Regions from separate parts of the Mus musculus genome. Here region 1 is linked to region 2. A link is a loop called in an ENCODE intact Hi-C map of the cell type or tissue named here. Cell type or tissue: gastrocnemius. All regions are shown on one strand. Each heading gives the region's core, and the rest is flanking DNA. Links, peaks and the distances in the headings are about the cores only. Region 1 overlaps Ankrd28 (ankyrin repeat domain 28). Region 2 overlaps Dph3 (diphthamine biosynthesis 3).

Region 1 (10,381 bases), core at 839-8,838, 280 kb before region 2:
GTTGCTATATACTGAAGTCTTCAACCAATACTGGGCTCACTACTATACATGAACTGTCTCTAAATGGGGCTGACATTAATTATTAAGTCACATGTAATTATGTGTAAGAATAAGTATTAAGAAGATCTAGGTAGCAAAAAAATTGCCAATTACAAATGTTGACAAGATTACTACACACGACTACTGAACGTAACCTACCCTCACAGGAATTCCCATATTGTTTTCCATACTCCTATGGAAGCAGTAGTTGTATTATTTGAGTTCTATAGGCCTGTGACAGAAAACAGAAATCCAAGGCAAGAATAGGAAGGAGCTATATACTTTTAAAAAACCACTGAGTTATTAAATGATACAAAATTTTTTTGTTCTTTTTTTTACTGATTCAGATTTAGTTTTTCTCCTTCTATCAAGAAAACTAATTTGTATAGGCTATATATTTTTATTCCTTTTTTTTTTCCTTTTTGAGACGAAGATTTTTCTATATAGCCCAGACTGGCCTCAAATCCTCAATCCACCTGCCTCCAATTTCCAACTATGAATATACATGCCATATTTACACACACACACACACACACGTACAAACATACATACATACATTTTTAAGAAAAATATTTTTAGAGACCGTCTTTATATAAAAACTGGTTCTTACTGGATTCTTGGAAGAAATCCAAAATATGGGGCTTTCATATTTCATGGTCGCAACAAATTACCTTAAATCTTAAAAACACACACAAGCAAATCTTGTATATATTTTCTGATAATACATCCAGCCACTTTGCCAATTTGTTTATACATGGTTTGTTTTCAAAGGCTGTCAGTGATTTGTAAAATGTTGTTCATATATTAATATGTAAAGCATTAATTTCAAATATATAAATTTAAAGAATTTACCATACTATTACTTAAAACTTAAATACTGCTAGCTATTTTCTCTGTATGTTTCTAAAAACTTCCAATTATATATTTTGTTAATATGTTTCTTCCCCTCAAAACAAAATGGGGGTTTAAGCTTTAAGCTGAGTGTTAGGGACAGACGCATGCTTCTGAAAAGAAGGACGCACCCACCCATGGCTCCACGTAGCCCTCTCTAACACTTAGAATGATTACATCAAATTCTACACAAAAGTACACAATGTTGTAAGCAGCCCACTTCCTAATAGTAAACATTTGAGTTTCCTTTTTTTTCTTTTTTCTAAGAATGTTATACATGCTTATATAACAGTTTCTGGAGTAAAAATAAACTCTCCATAATTAATTTAGTAAAATTAGTTCTAAAAACTTATGAAATCGTAATTCTCATGTATACTCTCATTAAAGAATACATGTCAGAATTAAACCTGTGTGAAACAGTATGCATCAACCATATTTTCACACTACACTAGAAAATTGTTCTTTTTTTTTTTTTTTTAACCATCTTTGCTTTTTTGTTTGTTTGGGGTTTTCTGTTTGGTTGCTTTTAAATTTTTTATTAGATATTTTCTTTATTTACATTTCAAATGTGATCCCCTTTCCTGGTTTCTCCTCCAAAAACCCCCTATCCTACCCCCTCCCTCTGCTCACCAACCCACCCACTCCTGGCTTTCCCCTACACTGGGGCATCGAGCCTTCACAGGACCAAGGGTCTCTCCTCTCATAGATGTTCCACAAGGCCATCCTCTGATACATATGAGGCTGGGGCCATGGGTCCCTCCATGTGTGCTCTTTGGTTGGTGGTTTAGTCCCTGGGAGCCCTGGGGGTACTGGTTGGTTCACATTGCTGTTCCTCCTATGGGGCTGCAAGGGGTTCGTTCCTTCAGCTCCTTCAGTTCTTTCTCTAACTCTTCCACTGGGGACCCTGTGCTAGTCCAATGTTTAATCACCTTTATTAACACTAGTTGCTAATGTCCTAAGAGGCCTCTGCAAAATACCGGGAACACAGAAATGATGTTCTGTGCCAAGAATAGCTCTGGTCCAAGAAAGTAAGCTATGGCTTGTAAAGTAGCCAAATCAAGCTAGTTCAAAGTATCAGGGTGGCTGATTATGTTGGCACACATCTATAAATCCTCCCAGTCAAGGGGCAGTGAGTTCAAGGTCAGCCCAAGCCAGGTGCAAGTATACCGTGATATATATAGTAAATTGCACTGTCTAGACATGTAACAAACTTGGTAATGTCACCAATCAGCCACTTGGTGGCAGCAAATACAAAAGAAAAAATCTTCAGTATTTATTTGATTATTTTTACCAATACAAAAATATTTTTCCAATCTTATATTTTAAACAGAAGTTTCTAATGAATAAGGAGCTTCATAGTTCATCTTTTTAAAAAAACACAAAACAAACAAACAAACAAACAGTCTGATTACGTTGTTCAAACTGGCCTCAAACTCACACACCTCCTGCCTTGGGAGGATCACAGGCACACACAACACTACTCAGGACAATTTTAGAGGTTTGGGTTGTTGGTTATATTGATAAACAAGACTAGACCAGCCTTGAACTCTTCTCTTCCTTCTCCCTCAGTCCCCTTTATTAAGATTACTGGCATGTGCCAGCTAACATACTCAACTTTGATAGTAATTATTTTAACATTTCCAGTCAAGCTCAATCTGTTTAAAAATAGCCTTCTATTACAGCACTGACAGACACAATGCAGTCACTTCAAAAAATATGCGACTCTTTTGATGCTTATTAAATAACATATCAAAATAAAAATACGTAAATCATTCTTTCTTTAACCAAATTAGGTGCTCAAATAATCTATCCCCACAAATATTTATTCAACTTATTGCTTGTTCATAATTAATTATATGCTAAAATTACATCAATGAACAAGGGTTTTTTGTTTTGTTTTATGAATCTTACACAAAGTCTCTCATGCATTTCTTTTACCTAGGTTTTGCTATACAGACCAGTATAGTGAAGAACAGACAGTAAAAGACTGTAGAACCAAAAACCAGAAACAAAAAATAAAGACTGTAGCTTTCTTCCACCTGTAATTTAATTTACAATGAAAAAATATTACACAAAAAGTGAAGTCAGGATTACCACAGCCCTCCTGTTTTGCTTGCTTTGTTTGTCCCTCTCTTTTGTTGAAATATTTATTTTGAAAGGGAAAGCACCTGCTACTCTTTATTAACTATTCTGCTTCTTAATTTCACAAAGTGACCTAAGTATTTAAGTTACCAACACCTAAAGAGAGTTATTTCGGGGCTGTAGAGATGACTCAGCAGTTAAGAGCATTAGCTGCTCCTCCAGAGGACCTGGTTTGAGTCCCAGGACCCACATGGTGAATCTCAATTTTCTGGGGGTACTGGTTGGTTCATATTCTAATTTTCTGTAACTTCAATTCCAAGAATCCTGACACCATCTTCTGGCCTCTTTTAGGTACTAGGCATGCATGCATCATGTGATGTACATATATACATGCAGACAAGACACCCACACAGAGATAAAATAATAATGATGCATATAGAGCAACTTCTTGCACAAAGTTTTCATGTAGCAAAGCATGCTTCATTTCTCAGTAATCTGTTCTCAAAATTACTGCCAAAATGCTTATAGTAGAAGTCACTGGTTATAGTGAATTCAACCTGAGATAGTGTGGCTATACTGATAGATAAACCATGGAGTTAAACACACAAGAAGATTGTAAAGGCCCAGCCTTCAGAGACTCTTCAAGAGCAGGGATCGTATCTCATTCACAGCAGTGTATCAGTTCTGTGTTCTGCTTAACATAAACCAGTGAAGGACTGTTTCTCATGAATGAACACTTCATACTACAAACTATATAATATCTTGTCATAAGAATTGTCAAAAGCTCCTCTACTTTTATTTTATTTTATTTTGGCTATTCTTGTTTCTCCAAGATTTACAGCCTATAAGTTAATGAGCAATTTCACACAGTCCAACATAATATCAAGAGTCCACAACATAAAATCCCCAGAGGCAACATTTCTATTTCCCTAAATGCTCATCTCTTCTGTTAAGGAAGAAAGGTAAATGAAGAGTAAATAAACAATAAAGCAGAAAGTTCTTTCATAGATGTTTACATATGCACACATCTGCAAAGGAAAGGACATACATACATTTTAGTGTATCTAGAATTACAAGATCTCTCAGTCAATGAATGATAGCAGGGAAGCCGGATTCCTATTTAATTTTACTATGCTGAGAATTACATATTATTTAAGGAAATATAAAAGTGCCAGGGGGAAGTACTGACTAACTTCTAAGACAGCAAACAGGGCAGGGTATTTACTCTTACCACTCCTATTCAATGGAAGGCATTGAATTACTGTGAAAAGACAGACAGACATACACACAACTTGGAAAGGAAAGCATGGAGCTGCCTTCACTAGCAGAGAACATACTTGTCTCTGTAGAAATTACATCAAATCTACTCAAAACCCCTTAGAACTAAGGACATTTTTGTTTGTTTTTTGAGACAGGGTTTCTCTTTGTAGCCCTGGCTGCTCTGGGACTCACTCTGTAGACCAGACTGCCCTGGAACTCACAGAGATCTGCCTATCTCTGCCTCCTTCCTGCTGGGATCAAAGGCGTGCACCACTATGCCCAGCAGTTTAACATTTTTTAAATGCCACACTATGTTAACTAAATGAGGGTGAAACTGACAATCTCAGCTGATAAAAATCAAATTTTTTTTTTTTTTTACAAAATCCAGTATGCTTTCATGATTAAAACACTCAAACAATGAAGAAGAAAACACTTCTTCAAAAACAGGTATGATTACATTACAATTACATTTTTGAACAAAAACTAATCAAATAAGAAAACAAGCCACTTGCTGCAATATGACAAAGCCAACCAGATTCATAGCCTATAGACACTATTACAAATATAAAGATCTATATTAATGATTACTAAGGGGATTTAAATGAGAATGACCCCCATAGGCTCATATAATTGAATACTTGTCCCCAGTTGATGGAACCATTTGGGAAAGATTTGTTCTAGGCGGGCTTTGGGGTTTCAACAGTTCGCAACAATCCCATTTAGTTCTCTCTGTCTCCAACTTAAGAGATTCAAAATGAAGTTCTTAGCTGTTCCCGCTGCCATACCTTAGTTCTGACACCATGGACAATAACCCCATGAAACCACTTCTATAAGTTCTCTTGGTCCTGTTTTTATTACAACAGGAAAGTAACTAAGACAACTACATTGTAAGAAAAAAACAAGGCAATTCACCAAAGATAGAAATATATCCAAACTGAGCCTGGCAGTAGTGGCCCCTGCCTTTAATCCTAGCACTTAGGAGGCAGAGGTAGACAGATCTCTAGGGTTTGAGGACAGCCTGGTTGGTCTACAGAGCAAGTTCCTGGGCAGCCAGAGAAACCCTGCCTCAAAATAACTAAAACAATCAAAAGGAAACATTTCAAAACATAGCCTACTACGAATGTGGAAAATACAAATTACAGCAGCGTAGCACTTGATACACACATAGCAGATTGTAAATTTAAAATACTTCTTAACAAATTTGGAAGTAAAGAGAAATTAACAATTACCTGCAGCAATATAATTGCTACACTTTGAAAAATATAATAAACATATCTTTCTATGTATGTGGGAGCATATATATAGAGAGGGAGGGAATGGGGGTAGGCGAGAGAGATCCCAGTAATTCTGTTTCCTTCTATCAATCTCAGAAACACTGAAGATAAGATGACAAACCAAAATTTCTATCACAGCACAATTTGCTCAAAATTGAACATTGTGTAATTACATGTATATAATGTGAACATAGAGCAATAAGCTGGTTTATCTGCATGAGATAAACAGCAACGGTAGCAAACAAAAACAGGTAAAATTTAAAAGTATTAGAACAGACAAAGTACATCTTACCTTTTGGTAAATAAAAGTGATAGTATACATTGTTTGTTATATTGCTATATAGATATAGCATTTACAGAAAAATAATCAATGATATAAGCTACGTTCTCTTTTTAATGATTAATTTTATATACATTGGTGTTCTGTTTGCATGTATGTCTGGGTGAGGTTGTTAGGTTCCCTGAACTGGAGTTATATAGACAGTTGGGAGCTGCCACGTGAGCACTAGGAATTGAACCTGGGTCCTCTGGAAGAGCAGACAGTGTTTTTAACTGCTAAGCTGTCTCTCCAGCCTTATATGCTACTTTCAAGGTGGTTACTTAAGGAAAATTAAGGGTACCAGCTCTATTTTTATATGGAATGATTTTATTCTTTAAGGAAAAAAAAAAAAGGGCAAACTACCGAACATGTTTATTCCAGGCAATAAGAACTTAAGTTTCTACTGAATATATTATTTTACTTTAAATTCTCAACTTGAGAGAAAACATTCCCAAGTACATCCTGACTGGTTTGACAACAAAACTAAACAGTAGGGTGTGGCTGGAATAGACACTGCCACGGTTAACCTTGAGTGGGCTTCTCTATGAGGGATTCTCTAGACTAAGGTAACTGAGGTTCTGAGGCCCTCCCAAACTGTGAGCGGCAAGCATCCCCACGGGCTGGGGTCTTGCACTGCGTGCAAAGGAGAAAGCAAGCGAAACATCAGCGTGAGCAGCACATCCGGCTCGGGTCACCTTGGCAACCCTGACAGGACCGCGTTTCCTGACCTGTGGGTCTCAACCCTTTGGATGGGGTGGGGTGGGGGTGAGGTGAGGGGGCTGTGTGGACTGATCCTTTCCAAGGGGCTGCCTATCAGATATCCTGGATATCAGATTTGAAACAGTAGCAAAATTACAGTTATGAAGTAGCAACACAAATAGCGGCACTGTATTAAAGGGTTGCAGTATTAGGAAGGTTGAGAACACTGTGATAGACTGTATTCCCTGGAACTCTAAACTAAAATAAGCTTCTAAGTGCTTTTGCCCCGTACTTTGTTGCAATGTCCCCGTACTTTGTTGCAATGTAGGACAGGAAGCTAATATGAGTACAATAATTAGAAAATTACTGTATTGTATAATCCAAGTAAGAAGTGACAACAGTTTGAAAGAAGGCTATAAAAGTGGGAAGGAAATCGATTGCTATGTGGAATATAAATTCGGACTAGAAAGATCGTCCTTCAGTTATGTAAGCAATGCATACCTATGGATCATTTCCTTTTTAAAAACTCTCCTATATTAACACAGCAAAGACAGGAGGACTGTTTCAGATCAATGATTTCTAAGCTAGTTTGGGTGGGAGGCTGTCTCAAAATTAAGAAACCAATAAAGTAAGCAAAACGAAATGAGTATGTGAACATTCATGAGATGAAGACATACAAATGACGATCAGCTACATGTAAGATGCCCAAAGTAACTCATCATTAAGAGCCGGCAAATTGGGGCTGGAGAAATGGCTCAGCAGTTAAGAGCACTGATTGCTTTTTCAGAGGACCTGGGTTTAATTCCCAGCAACCACATGGCAGCAGCTCACAGCTGTCTTTAACTCCAAGAAATGAGACCCTCACACGGACATCCATAAAGGCAAACCACCACTGCATATATAAATTGGTTTTTTTTAATCAGTCAAATTAAACCACTATCACTCATGTATGTAAAAATAACCACTACTACCAAAGAGAAAAAGACAAGTGGTAGTAAGAATGTGCAGAAAAGAGACCCTCTGCACACTGCTTATGGGACTGTATACTAACAGACCTATTATTAAAAGAAAACAAAACAGTATCAAACTTACCCAAAACAATAAAAAATACCATAACTTACTTGCTAAGCAACCTTGAGGGTCTGAGTTCAGAATCCTAGCAACCATGCAAAAAGCCAGACAGAATGGTTCGTGTCCTGTTATTAATCTTAGCACTAGGAAGACAAACAGGAGGATTCCAGGTGTTTGCTGGCCAGCGAGTCTTACCAAATTGATAAGACCAGTTCAGTACCAGGCTCAGTGAAAGACCCTGTCTCAAAAACAGAGGAAAATACCTAACACTGACCCCTTTCTCACACATGCAAGTAAAATTTAAAAGATTAGAAGATATTTGAAATTAAAACGGAGCTGTTATATGATCCAGCAGTTATGTCATAAGGTACATATACAAAGTAGTATAATGAGTGAGTATGTATGAGAATATAGTATGCCAATATCTGAGCTATGTCTAGCACTACTCACAAAGTCGTCCTCGACAACGGTAAATGGACAGATGGAGAAACGTGGCACAGACTGAATGTTCCCTTCTCAAAATGCCTGGGTCTGGAAGTGTTTAGAGATTTGAAAATTTCAGGTCTTGAAACATTTATATAGTAACAGGCTAAAGGATAAAACCACAGTCTAAACATGAAATACATGTTTCATATATATCTTTCCACACATCCTGAAGATAATTTTATATAATAACACTTTTAGGGCATAAAAAGACCTAAAAATCCTTTAAAAAAATGTTTGAAAAAGTCAAGACTTGCAGATAGGTGGGGGATGAGAAACTTTCATGTGACCCAGTTAAAGGTAATAAAGATTATAAGGAGAAGTGAGGGAGAGAATGAGTCAGAACTTCATAAAGGGAGGAATAAGATAGCTGGGAAATCAAGAAAAGCAGAAGAGTGACTCAGGGAAGAAAGGTGTCCAGCTTCACCCAGCTTCACCTGGACCAGCTCCCCAGAGGCAGAGGGGAAACAAGCACACGACTCATCGAAAATACTGACTTGGCACCAGCATGCTGACTTACCCGCCCCTGTCCCAGCAACTACCCGCCAGAGTCCAATCTGAGTGGACCCGGAAAGAAGCTATCCGAGCATTTCATCGTTGCTTTTACCAGGTCTATTTTTTTTTTAAGTTTACTATACTCTACTAATATTTTGGATATCATTTTTAAGCCTTTGTATTTGTTTTTATAAATCTTTCTCACATTTATCTAGCACTTTCTTAATTTCCAAATAAGCTGCGCTTTCCACTTATCCTTCATAACATTTTTAGGGTTTTTTTTTTTAAAGCCCATTTTATTAACCTCCCTTCTAGCTTCTGTATTTCTCCTTTTCCCTATCCCTTCCCTTTGTCTCGTTCATGAAAACTTTCTACATTTACTCTAAGTGACTTTTAGCTTTACAAAACATTTTACTTTTTTTTTTTTTTTTTTGAATAGGGTTTCTCAGTGTAGCCATGACTGTCCTGGAACTAGCTCTGTACACCAGGCTGGCCTCAAACTCAAGATATCCTCCTGCTCCTGCCTCTCAAGTGCTGGGATTAGAGGCGTGCAAAAACACTACCATGCCTGGCTATATTTTTCTTATTTTCTACTCTATGGTCACCGAGTATTGATTTATTAGTGGGCTTCCAAAGATATGTATTTTTTAAAATTTGGCACACACTTGTGTGTGTGTGTGCATGTGTGCACAAGCATGAGTGTTGGTGCAAATGGGAAGACTTTTTAAAGTATGTTTTCTCAAATCCAGGAGTGTGCGTGGCCGCCCACTTTCTCCACATATATTAGCATCATGCTCAAGCAGTAAGATGAGAGAAAGAAGCAGGAGAGTCATATAATGTAAGACAAATTCCAGCTGGATGGAATTCCAGCTGGGTGGCACCTGACTTTGATCCCAGCACTCAGGAGACAGAGGCAGGCAGATTGCAGAATTTGAGGCCAGCCTGGTCTACAAAGTGAGTTCCAAGGCAACCAGGGCTACACAGAGAGACCTTGTCTCAAAACAAAACAAACAAAAATCCACAACCAACCAGTCAAATCCCTACCTGCAGGATAACATTTTATTTCAAAGACCCTAAGGACTATCAGAACCTTTTAGCTCTAAACATACTTTCAGCATAAGTAGCTGAGTGCAACAATCAAGGTAAAAATTCCATGGTTTTCTTGTGTATCAATAATAAACTTTCTGAGAAAGAAACCAGAAAACAGTACCATTCATAATAGCTTCAAAATACAAAACCTAGGATTAAACATGAGCAGATCAGCAGAAAACTTCTACAATGACAACTTTCAAACACTAAAAAAACTGAGGGCACTTTGATGAGAAGAGCATCTCCCATGCTCAGGTTCTAAGTTACATACTTCCGGAATTGATACTGTGAAAACTAGCTACACTATTGAAGGTGAGCTACAGATTCAATGTGATCAGGATCAAGATTCCAGCAACACTCTTTACAGAATTAAAGAAACAAAACAAACTACATACAAAAACAAACAAACACACACCAACCTCAAAAGAAACAAAAATACAGTAATCCAAAACAGAAAGGGTAAAGCTAGAACTGCCATGTAAGAAGGCTGTTTATCAGCTGTCTCTGCAACTCAGCGAAGGAATCTAGTCAATAAGAGAACAAGCTGACATTGTGCTCACAGCCGTCACTGCTGCTCTCTAGTGCCAGCGCTATCTCTCACCTGCTGAGCCGAAGAAGTAAGGAGGTGCCTATATCATGGTTCCTACAAAGCAGACTGCTTATAAATCCACAGGTAGTT
Region 2 (10,381 bases), core at 1,219-9,218:
GTGCCAGAACTAACCAACCAATGAGAAGCAGGTTAGAACACTGCCCACCCACCTCTTATCTCTGATTGGCTGAAGGCTATTATGCCTTATAGTCAGCACTTACAAGGAAAGACAGGCCGCAGAACCATCTGTGAAGAAATCATTGTAGAGAAGAGGCGAGGCTCCATTTTTACCTGATCCTCAAGTCAGTTGAGTCTAAGCCCCCAGGGAAGTGTCCTTCAGAACAGAGGCTGAAATGAGGAGGAGGAAGACAGAAGTATCACCTGCAGTTAGGAACCAACCAACGGAGGCACCCAGGGAATGCTTTCAACCTCCTTGTGTGGAGTTAATCAGTACCTGGCCACCTTCCCCGGGATGCACATCCACCAGCCAGTACCACCAGGAACACAGTCAATGATCCATCCAAGTCGGGTTTGTTGGTGCTTGCTAAAATGAGGAAGACCACACACCATGGGGTGCTGTGAGTGTCTCATAGGAAGGTATCAAGGGAGGCTTCTCAGGTGACCATTTGTGTTCCATGACTTCACATCATTACAAGGATAAGGACAAACCGTCTTACTCTGAGTTCCATGCTGTGCAACAGAACAATTTTGTGACAGAGCATCTTAATTATCTTAGTCTGGGAGGCTGTGGGGGAGTAGAGTAGGGCTAGACCCATAATTAATTGGGAAACACCACTTTTGTTTGCCCACAGACTAGACTACTTACAGGTGGCCTGTGGTCTTGCTTTTGTCTTTGCTTAAATGTTGTACTGGTTAGTTTTTATTGTCAACTTGACACAATTTAAAGTCACCTGGAAAAAGAGAGTCCCAACTGTGAGACTGCAGAGATCAAAATGGCCTGTGGCCATGTCTTTAAGAGATTATCTTGATTGATGTAGGAGGGCCCAGCCCACTGTGGGTGGCACTGTGCCTAGGCAGGTGGAAGCTGGTTGAGCATGAGCCAGCGAGCAAACTGGCAAGCAATGTTTCTCCATAGTTTCTGCTTCCACCTCCTTGTCTGCCTTGAGTTTCGGCCTTGACTTCTCTTCTCGATGGACCGACCTGGAAGTATAAGGCAAATAAACGTTTAAAACAGGGTGGTTCTCCATGTTTGCGAGCTTTTCACTGCTGCAACACAGTACTTGAGAGAGTCAACTGAAAGGAAGGAAAGTTTATTTCTGTCCATGGCTGGCTGCCTGGCTCCGTTGTTTCAGGCCTGTGGTAAGGCAGAACAGCATGGTAGAAGAACATGGTGGAACAAGGCTGTTCACCATATGCTGGCCAGGAAGCAGAGGGGAGGGGGCCAGGACAAGAAACCATTCCAAGGCCGTAACTCCAGGACCAATCCCCTTCAACTGCCTCCTGCCTCCTGAGTTCCCAGCACCTCCCAGCAGGTCCTGACATTGTGAAGCCATGGATGGATTAATCTGTTAATGAAGCCAGAACCCCTCTGAATATTACTGCCCTGGGGACCAAGCAACAGGAAGCAAACTAGACACTGTGGCCTCATCTTGCTGTCAGTTACAGCACAGCTTTGACTGATGTCAGTTCCATTGTGTTAAGTAGGGACAGGATTTCAAAGCCAGGCCCAGTGGCTGATGTCTTTTTCTTTCCCTGGATTTATCTGACACAGGCTCTGCACCCCAGCTAAAGTGGCAGGCATGCACATTAGCCCTGCCAGGTGGCTCTAAGTTGCAGTCCACTCAAGGAGCACAGGGGACAGGAGTAGGGGCAGATCCAAAGACTCTTCTGTCTCTAGCAAAGCTCTTCCAAAATCTGGCAGAGATGTTCAGGCAGCCTCTCTCCTTCGGTGACTCATAGCCACAGGGCTCATGGCTGAACATCAGAGTGATGCCAGTAACAAGGGAACTGACAAGGCCCACCCATGCGTTTCCTGCCATTCAGGCGAAGGCGAAGGCGGCAGAGCTGGATGGTGACAGCTCAGATAACGTGCCTGGCCACAAGAACCCTGCTCAAGCTAATGGAGCCTGGTTGCTGGGGAGGAGAATGACAGATACTCTTGACTGTTACAAAATCTGCTGGCTGTCACCTTACCCAGGGCAACATTACATATTCAGAATCTGCAGAGTAGTTTCTGGGACAGCACTGATATCCAGCCAACACAATGACTAATGTCATTCAAAGGCCAAGTTAGGGCACAGGACAGGCATCCTAATGCCATCAGGAAACGAGAGGCTAAAGGAAGTCAGCACAGTACACGGCAGAGGTTGGCTCCGATGCCCTGTGCCCTTGAGTAGACCATCGAAGTGTAGGAATAGAGGCAGAGGAGCATGTCTACCTCTCTACAGACAGGGAGCTGAGGAAGTGCTTCAGGAGAGGCCTGTGGCTTCCTCCAACTCTGCCATACCTCCAGCTGACCCCTGGGACTCACATCAGCTTCACCACCAGCACACAGACCACATAAACTTTAGTGAGGATCCCAACTCCTCTGTGGGAGCTCAGCTTTCACTCTCACTGCAAAATGGATTCTTCCAGAGGCTGCACAGGAGACGCATATCTCCCCTGGGTCCGGGGCACACTGGCCACCCTGGGACCACGCCATTTATAGTCTGACTGTACGGTTTAGTAAGCACGGCAGACACAGATGGCAGCACACTCCCTGCACATCCTTTGCCAGCAGCAGGGCCACCGAGTTCTGTGCTGGCTCAGATTTCCTCTAGGTCAGAGCCCAGGGTCACCTGCACTCTGCCCTGGGTGTTCTCTGAAGGCGGAACAGTTCATGCAGCAACTGTGTTTGTCAGCCTTTTATTGCTTTAGCAGAGTACTTGAGAAAGCCACCTGAAAGAAAGAAGGACTTACTTGGTTTCAGAGACCTCAGCCCATGGGTGGCTGGCTCTGTTGTATCAGGCCTGTGGTAAGGCAGAACAGCATGGTAGAAGAACATGGTGGAACAAGGCTGTTCACCATATGCTGGCCAGGAAGCAGAGGGGAGGGGGCCAGGACAAGAAACCATTCCAAGGCCGTAACTCCAAGACCAATCCCCTTCAACTGCCTCCTGCCTCCTGAGTTCCCAGCACCTCCCAGCAGGTCCTGACATTGTGAAGCCATGGATGGATTAATCTGTTGATGAAGCCAGAACCGCCATGATCCAATCCCTTCCTAAAAGTCCCACCTCTGGCTCCTGCTACCTTGGGGAGCAAACCTTCAACACACAGGTTTTCAGCAGACACCCAGTCTCTTTCTTTCAGGTAATTCTGGGTGCATTCTGTGTACTTTTCAGGATGGCGCAGCAGAGCTGGGTGGTGACCTTAATAATCTAGCTTTTCCTCTGGCCCTGTGATCCCCACCCCCACACTCCTGCTTTTCAAACTCATCTCTTGCTCTCAAACTACCTGCTTCCAAGACCTCACCCGAGGCTGCTGCCAGGCAAACCCAACGTGAACATCATAGTACAGCCCTCCTCGGTTGTGTCTCTTCCCCAGCTTCACAAGTTGATGCCCTGAGCATCTATTCTCCTACTCAAGGCCACAGGGCACAGCTGTCCAATTGCCTCTGAAATCCTACTGCAGGGCACGCAGTCCACCATAGGGCTGGTCCCACCCTAACATCACCAGTGAAGTCTTTCCACTGTTTGTAGATCTAGGAAGAGAAGCAGGAGCTACTGGGATAGGACATCCTGCTGAGAATGAGGGCCTGTCTGCAGTACCGCTTTTAATGCTGTGGTCGCCCCCGCCCCCGCCCCCGCCTCCGCCCCCGCCCTGGCAAGAACAAGTTAGGGAAGGGCAGTTTGTTTTGGCTCGTGGTCTTAGAGAGTTTTGCCCTGTGTGTTTGAGTAGAGCACACACCCGACACCGTGTGTGATGGAGAAGCTTGTTCACCTCATTGCAGGCAGGAAACAGAGAAAGAGGGTTCTAGCAAAGGGCCAGGGCAGGGTGTAGCTTCCACTATCCCCACTTCTGCTGTACCTGCTCTTCACGACTTTCCCATCGCGCATCAAGGGACAACTCCGTTAATCAGGTCGAGCTCTCAGAATTTATTGTCTGATCACTAACCCCTCTGAACCTGACACTTGGGGAGCATTTCATACTCAAATCATAACAGATCTCTTCTCTAAAGCACACCAAGATGTGTGACAGTGAGAGCACCGACCACCCCAGGTCAGTGGAGCCTTCATCCCCTTGAGTAAAAGGACACACAGACCCCAGTGAGCACAACAGATGGAAATGGGGGCTGTCTGCACTTGCAGCAAGGGCATGTTTTTAAGTGCTTCCCTCCACCAGGCTAGAATTCATCCTAAGGCATTTGTGGCCAGTCACCTCTGCACATAGGAGGTATCCTTGGGTGCTGACAGCTGGCATCATCTCTTCTGCGAGGCCGTGACTGCAGCATAGCTTCTCCGGTGCCCATCAGGCACCTACCTTGTAATCAGGTCTCCTACTTTGCAATGAGATGATGAATGGCAAATTACTGGATTCCAAAACAACACACAGAGGCTCCCCTCTGTGTGTGCATGTATGTGTGTGTATTTGCGTGTGTGTGAGTGTGTGAGGATGCAAATGTGTGAATTTGTGTGTATGTGCCTTTATGTGTGAGTGTGTATGTGTGCAAATATGTGAATTTGTGTGTATGTGCCTTTATGTGTGAGTGTGCATGTGTGTGAATCTGTGTATGTGTGTGAATTTGTGTGGATATATGTATTTGTGTGTGAGAATGTGTGTGAATTTGTGTGAGTCTTTATGTGTGACTCTGTGTGTGTGTGTGAATCTCTGTGTATGTATGTGCATTTTGTGTGAGTATGCATATGTATGTGTGAGTTTGTGTGCTTGTATGTGTTTATGTCTGAGTGTGCATCTGTGTGTGAATGTGTGTGTGTGTGTGTGCAGTGGCAGGGCAGGACAGAACTCCCTGAACCCCTTGAGTGTAGGGGTGTCAGCATTAATAACACAGTTTCTCCTAGTGCCTATTACTGTGTTCCACATAGTAGAGCTTGTATTGGCAGCCTCCTCTCTGTGGTGAACACCTGAAACAATTGAGAAGAAGGGGAGATCTCCTTTGGCTCATGGGTTCCCAGGGTTTGGTCTGTGCTCGTCTGACTCTTGTTTCTGGGCCTGTGGTTAAGGCAGAGAATCACGGCAGGAGCCGAGCTGATCTGCTTGTGGCAGCCAGGAAACTGGGAGGGGAAGAACCAGGTCCTCTTTAAGGCCACGCTCTAGTGTTCTTCCTCTAACCACACTCCACCTCCCAAGGTTTCCACAGCCTCCCAGGGAGAGAAAGGCCCCTGCAGCCACAGCAGCTGCCACAAGTCACAGTCTGTGTGAATGTCTACTTGACTATGGAGGAACTGACTTCTTAACATCATTTGAGTGGTAAAAGCCACATGGTTCTTAGGGTCGCCATGTTGGGCAGTGCCAGTTTATAACAGAGTAGCCCTGATAGCCTTTGGGACATTGAGACATAAACATTGGGAGATATCACTGAAGCCAGTAGTAACTACAGGGCTGTTTGCTCCAGGCCTCAGGATGAAGGTCCAGAGAATGTCAGTTGACCAGAGATTCGCATTAAGTAAACTGCCTCTTGGGAATAAGAACACATGGGCCCAAAGATATTTTTTGGGTGTGCAGGTCTTGCTGAAGCTGACCTGGCCTTGAGCAGATCACACAGGAGTCCAGTGGAGCTCTGGCTCCACCTACAGGCCGCAGTGAGATTGCATACACTTCATTTTCTCTCCCCTACCTCAGAACATGGCCCAAGAATGGAAATCCGTTGGAAATAGCCTACTCAAAGTCACATCAGAACAGAGCAGAGAAAGATTTAAACAATCATTTCTTCAACTCCCTTATTACTGTTTCACAGTAGAGAAACCAAGGCTAATTGAGGTGACCGCTATCTCTTTGGCCTCTCTGCCCCTGGCACTGACCTGCTGAGCACACAGATGGGCTAAGAGCACGTGGGCAACAAGAAAAACAGGAACCATCTGGTCAAGGTCAGGCCTTCCTTCTGCCTCCTTATGACCACATGGTAATTCCTTTAAAATGCTGATGAGTAAGGTGAGAGAGTTGGCGAGAGGACGGGACAGCCATCCACTAACATCCACAGAGAACGGGACAGCCATTGATAGGGGACAGCCATTGATAGCATCCACAGAGAATGGGGCAGCCATTGATAGCATCCACAGAGAATGGGACAGCCTTTCCTTAACGATCCACACATACCTTTCAGGTTTTCGTCTAAAAATATCATTCCTGCTTTGGTTTTTAAGATTTCTGTGATATAATTCTAGTTTTTGAAAACTCTCCTCTGAGGGAAAAAGTAAATAGTGAAATCCTGTCAGGAAAATAGTAAAATAAAAAGCTGTAAATGAGCCGGGCGTGGTGGCGCACACCTTCAATCCCAGCACTTGGGAGGCAGAAGTAGGCAGATTTCTGAGTTTGAGGCCAGCCTGGTCTACAGAGTGAATTCCAGGACAGCCAGGGCTATACAGAGAATACAGAGAAACCCCGTCTCGGAAAAAAAAAAAAAAAAAAAAAGGAAAAAAAAAAAAAGCAAGCTGTAAATGGTGGCCTTTAATCCCAGCACCCAGGAGGCATTGGAATGCAGATCTGTGAGTTCCAGGCTAGCCAGGGCTATACAGTGAGGCCTTGTCTCAAGAGAAAACCCCAAATTCCTCCCCCTATTCCCACACTCCCCACACCCCACTCCCATGTATATTAGGATTAGCTCTTATAAACAGCAACAAAATGTTTTCTGCTTATTGATTGACTGGATACCATTTATCCATTTGGGGGTAACTAATAACATTTGATACTTTACCAAACAGAAAGGTCTCCTTCATGTCCAACTTAATTAATGTTTGCTGTCTCCAACCCCACAACTCAGCGTGGAGAACACTTAGCCAAGGTCCTGACAGCACCCCATTCCACTTCAAGGGAGATGATGAGCATCAATAACCTCCATATAGAGTTGCTCCAATTGTGGCAAGCTAGCCACTGCGGGGAAATGTCCCAATTTTATCTGCAGACAGAATGCTGTCCAAAAAGCACAAAGAGACATAGGATAGTCGATTGCTAAGCTCTGCCAAGTCAGAGTAAGCTAGTCCTTCATAATTCCTGCTTCATTTAAGGCCTGTCAGATGTTCTGGGATGAAAGGCTGAAGATAGATGCTCCAATGTCATAAAAAAAAAATGTAGGACTGTTCAAGCCTTAAGCTATCTATGTTACTTCTATGATTTTTAGAAGCTGAGTCCCTGTGCTTCCTGCATACTCAAATAATATTTATTCATTCTCGAATCTCTGGTGGGGTTGAAGACTAGATAGTTATAGTCTCACAATTAAACTTAAGGTGTTCTGGATTTTTAAACACATTTTTAAAAAAGATTTATTTATTATATGTAAGTACACTGTAGCTGTCTTTAGACAAGGGAATCAGGTCTTGTTACAGATGGTTGTGAGTCACCATGTGGTTGCTGGGATTTGAACTCAGGACCTTTGGAAAAGCAGTCAGTGCTCTTAACCACTGAGCCATCTCTCCAGCCCCAGGTGTTCTGGATTTTAATAGATGGTTTTAAGATGGTAATACAAGTTAAAATCAAAGATGATTTAGTACAGAATTGTAAACTCATTAAGTTAGGATAGATGATAAAATACTTTATCTGTATTGCCAAATATAATGTTCTGGATGCTATAAATGTATACCATGCTTTATAATTTTCATAATTGTTATAATTGTATTCAATTTATATCTTAGAGAAAAGGAGCCTTTTATTGGACTAGAAAAGGGAATTGTTGAGGTTTGGTCTTCTGCTATGTATTGTAATGCTAAGTGCGGTCTGGTTGCTGCAGAGACAAAAGTCTGCACAAGAGAGTCTGTACATAGACCCAAGTGTCACTGTTGACCTTGCCCCCAATTATTTCTAATTGGTAAATAAAGATGCTGACAGCCAATAGCTGGGCTGAAGAGACATAGGCAGGTTTTAGGGTTCCTGGGCCTGGGGGCATGGGAAGAGGACCACAACAGAGAAAAGACACCATGGGTTAGGAGTCAAAAAAAAACATGGCCCTGAGAGCTGGCCAATTGGAGTTAAGAGCAGCTCAGATGAAACGTAGTAGTAACTCAGGGATATTGATAGGAAATAGATTTTAATAGCATAGCAGGTAGATATCTGCCCAGCTCTAGTGCTGATTAAGGCTTGTTGTAAATCTAAAAGTTGTGTGTTTCTTTTATCCAGGAACTAAATGGTCAAAGGTGGGGTAGAAACCCTGGACCGGAATTAAACATTTCTACAACACTACCCTGCAACCATCTCAACGTGGCCTGAACCAGTTTGGGGTGCACAACAAAACAAGCTGTCCCTGAGTGAACTGTCTGTCAGTGATGATCCCCTGTTTTACCTTCTTCTTACTACAGAGCAGTCAGTGTAATGTTTAAAGTCACATACATCTGGGAGACAAGCACAGGAGAGAAGTGATTATATAATCGAACCTGTCAATCAAAACAGAGAACCATCCAAAATATTTTGCTCCTAACCAAATTCCCCCTTCTTGGACCCTAAGAAGCCCCCAACAATAATCTGCAGCTCTTCGGGATGCTGCCCCACGTGGCCTCCTTTCTAGTCACGACAATGGCTTCCTTGCTACTTTTGCAATAAGCCTTAATTTCAGTTCCTTAAGAGGCCAAGGTACTGGAGAGATGGCTCAGTGGTTAAAAGGCTCAGTGGTTAAAAGGCTCAGTGGTTAAGAGCACTGACTGCTCTTCCAGAGGTCCTGAGTTTGATTCCCAGCAACCACATGGTGGCTCATAACCATCTGTAATGGGATCTGATGTCATCTTTTGGTGTGTGTCTGAAGACAGCAACAGTGTACTCACATACATGAAATAAAGAAAGAAAGAAAGAAAGGAAGGAAGAAAGAAAGAAAGAAAGAAAGAAAGAAAGAAAGAAAGAAAGAAAGAAAGAAAGAAAGAAAGAAAGAGAGAGGCCAAAAACCTGGAAATCCAGCCCAGATTTCAACCACTGTAACGCCTAGACTAGAAACCTATTTACAATGGCCCAAAGTTAAGAGTTCTACCTTATGTAAAATCATGACACCAAAACCTTTTAACGTAAAATTTTAGTATTTGGTCGAATAAAAGCTTCAAGAAAACATGAATTTGCATGTTCTCATTTTATTAGCTTGGCAATGCAAGTCGTTCTAATGAACTGATCCACGCAGTACTAAAAAAAAATTGTTGGCTGTGTCTGAATGCAGATGTGAATATATTGATGTAGGTCTTCTGTGAACACAAAGGAGGAGTCCCAAGTTCAAAGTCCTCGGGGGAGAAAGCACTCGCAGGAAAGGAAAGGATCCTTTGAACTAGAAACTTTCCACTCTAAAGTGCGATGCTGTGAAAGAAAATGAAGCGTCCACTCATAGTTTTGGGTTGACAAAAGGTCTGACAAGGAATCACATCTGAAATGCCAACTGTCAGCTGAGTACTCTGGAAACGTCTGGGATTCCAGTCACATCTGAATGACCTTGGGTTTTTCTGTTTAATACGGGGTTAATAGCTGGTATTTCTTCTAGTTTATAAACTTGCTTGGTTGCTTTAAATACAAAGTCACACCCGCTCCTACCAGGCACTCATCCCCGGTCTGTTCGCGCTCTCTCTCTCCTGGGCCGTTTGAATGTGGACTCCTGCTCCATTGTGATCACAGAAGACGTCTGCTGTGGAATACAGCAGCAACCGCAGCAGCAGAGACTGCTGGTGAGATCTCCAAAAGCATCGCTCTCATGAGCACAGACCATCTGTTTCCCCAGGCAGCTCCTCCTCCCCAGAATCACCTTGCTCTGCCCGTCTGAGCAGTAGCTTCATTCTGTAAGATAATTTGGGAGACACCAAACAGCAGTATGAAAACTATGCTGGCTGAAGGTGCAGCCCAGTACTGGAGGGCTTGCCCGGCGTGAGCAAGGCTCTGGGTTCAATGCCTTCCCACCTCCCACAAACAAAGGAAGAAATCTGACATGTACTGTACAACACACTTCAGACAACTTTTAACTTAAGTCTCAGCCTAATGGCTGCCTAGAACCATACACTGTTACATATTTTAATTCAAACCTTCAATGAGTGGATACAATGTATTTATTAGCCATTTCTTTTTTTAAAAAAATTATTACTTAGTTGTATGGGTCTTTTGTCTGCATGTATGTCTGTAAACTATGTGCATGCCTGGTATTTATGGAGGGCAGAAGAGGGCATCAGAGTCCCAGGAACTGGAGCCCCAGATAGTTGTGAGCTGCTATGTGGGTGCTAAGAATTGAACACCGGTCCTCTAGAAGAACAGCAAGAACTCTTAACCCATGAGCCATCTCTCCAGCCCCTACTGGCTTGTTTTCAGTTGCAGCAGCCATATCCCAAACACTCTGCTGGATAAGCGGTGGACTTTCAAAAGTATTTTACGTATTCA

Evidence for each region. A loop is a pair of places that touch in the nucleus more often than their neighbours do. Peaks named below come from ENCODE experiments on the same cell type or tissue, not always from the same donor. Only the 100,000 strongest peaks of a DNase experiment are listed, where the experiment ranks them.
Region 1: a loop joins it to region 2, with 7 times the contacts of the local background. A loop is called at or near these places in 27 of 42 quality-filtered maps.

The regions. Positions count from the first base shown.
Region 1 is chr14:31,792,531-31,802,911 of GRCm38, forward strand. All of the region lies in intron 1 of Ankrd28 (ankyrin repeat domain 28), which reads right to left. Among named protein-coding and RNA genes, the nearest start is that of Ankrd28, 33 kb to the right of the region's middle. In gastrocnemius, for the core only: a CTCF peak has its summit at 2,153 (motif pointing right); a DNase peak (open chromatin) is centred at 2,122; H3K4me3 peaks cover 395 bases; H3K27ac peaks cover 747 bases.
Region 2 is chr14:32,071,480-32,081,860 of GRCm38, forward strand. It overlaps Dph3 (diphthamine biosynthesis 3), which reads right to left. Exons shown (of 3, transcript NM_172254.4): 3 at 9,038-10,381. Among named protein-coding and RNA genes, the nearest start is that of Dph3, 9.0 kb to the right of the region's middle. In gastrocnemius, for the core only: no CTCF peak of the experiment used is centred there; DNase peaks (open chromatin) are centred at 1,857, 2,569, 5,219, 5,630 and 1 more place; H3K27ac peaks cover 2,954 bases.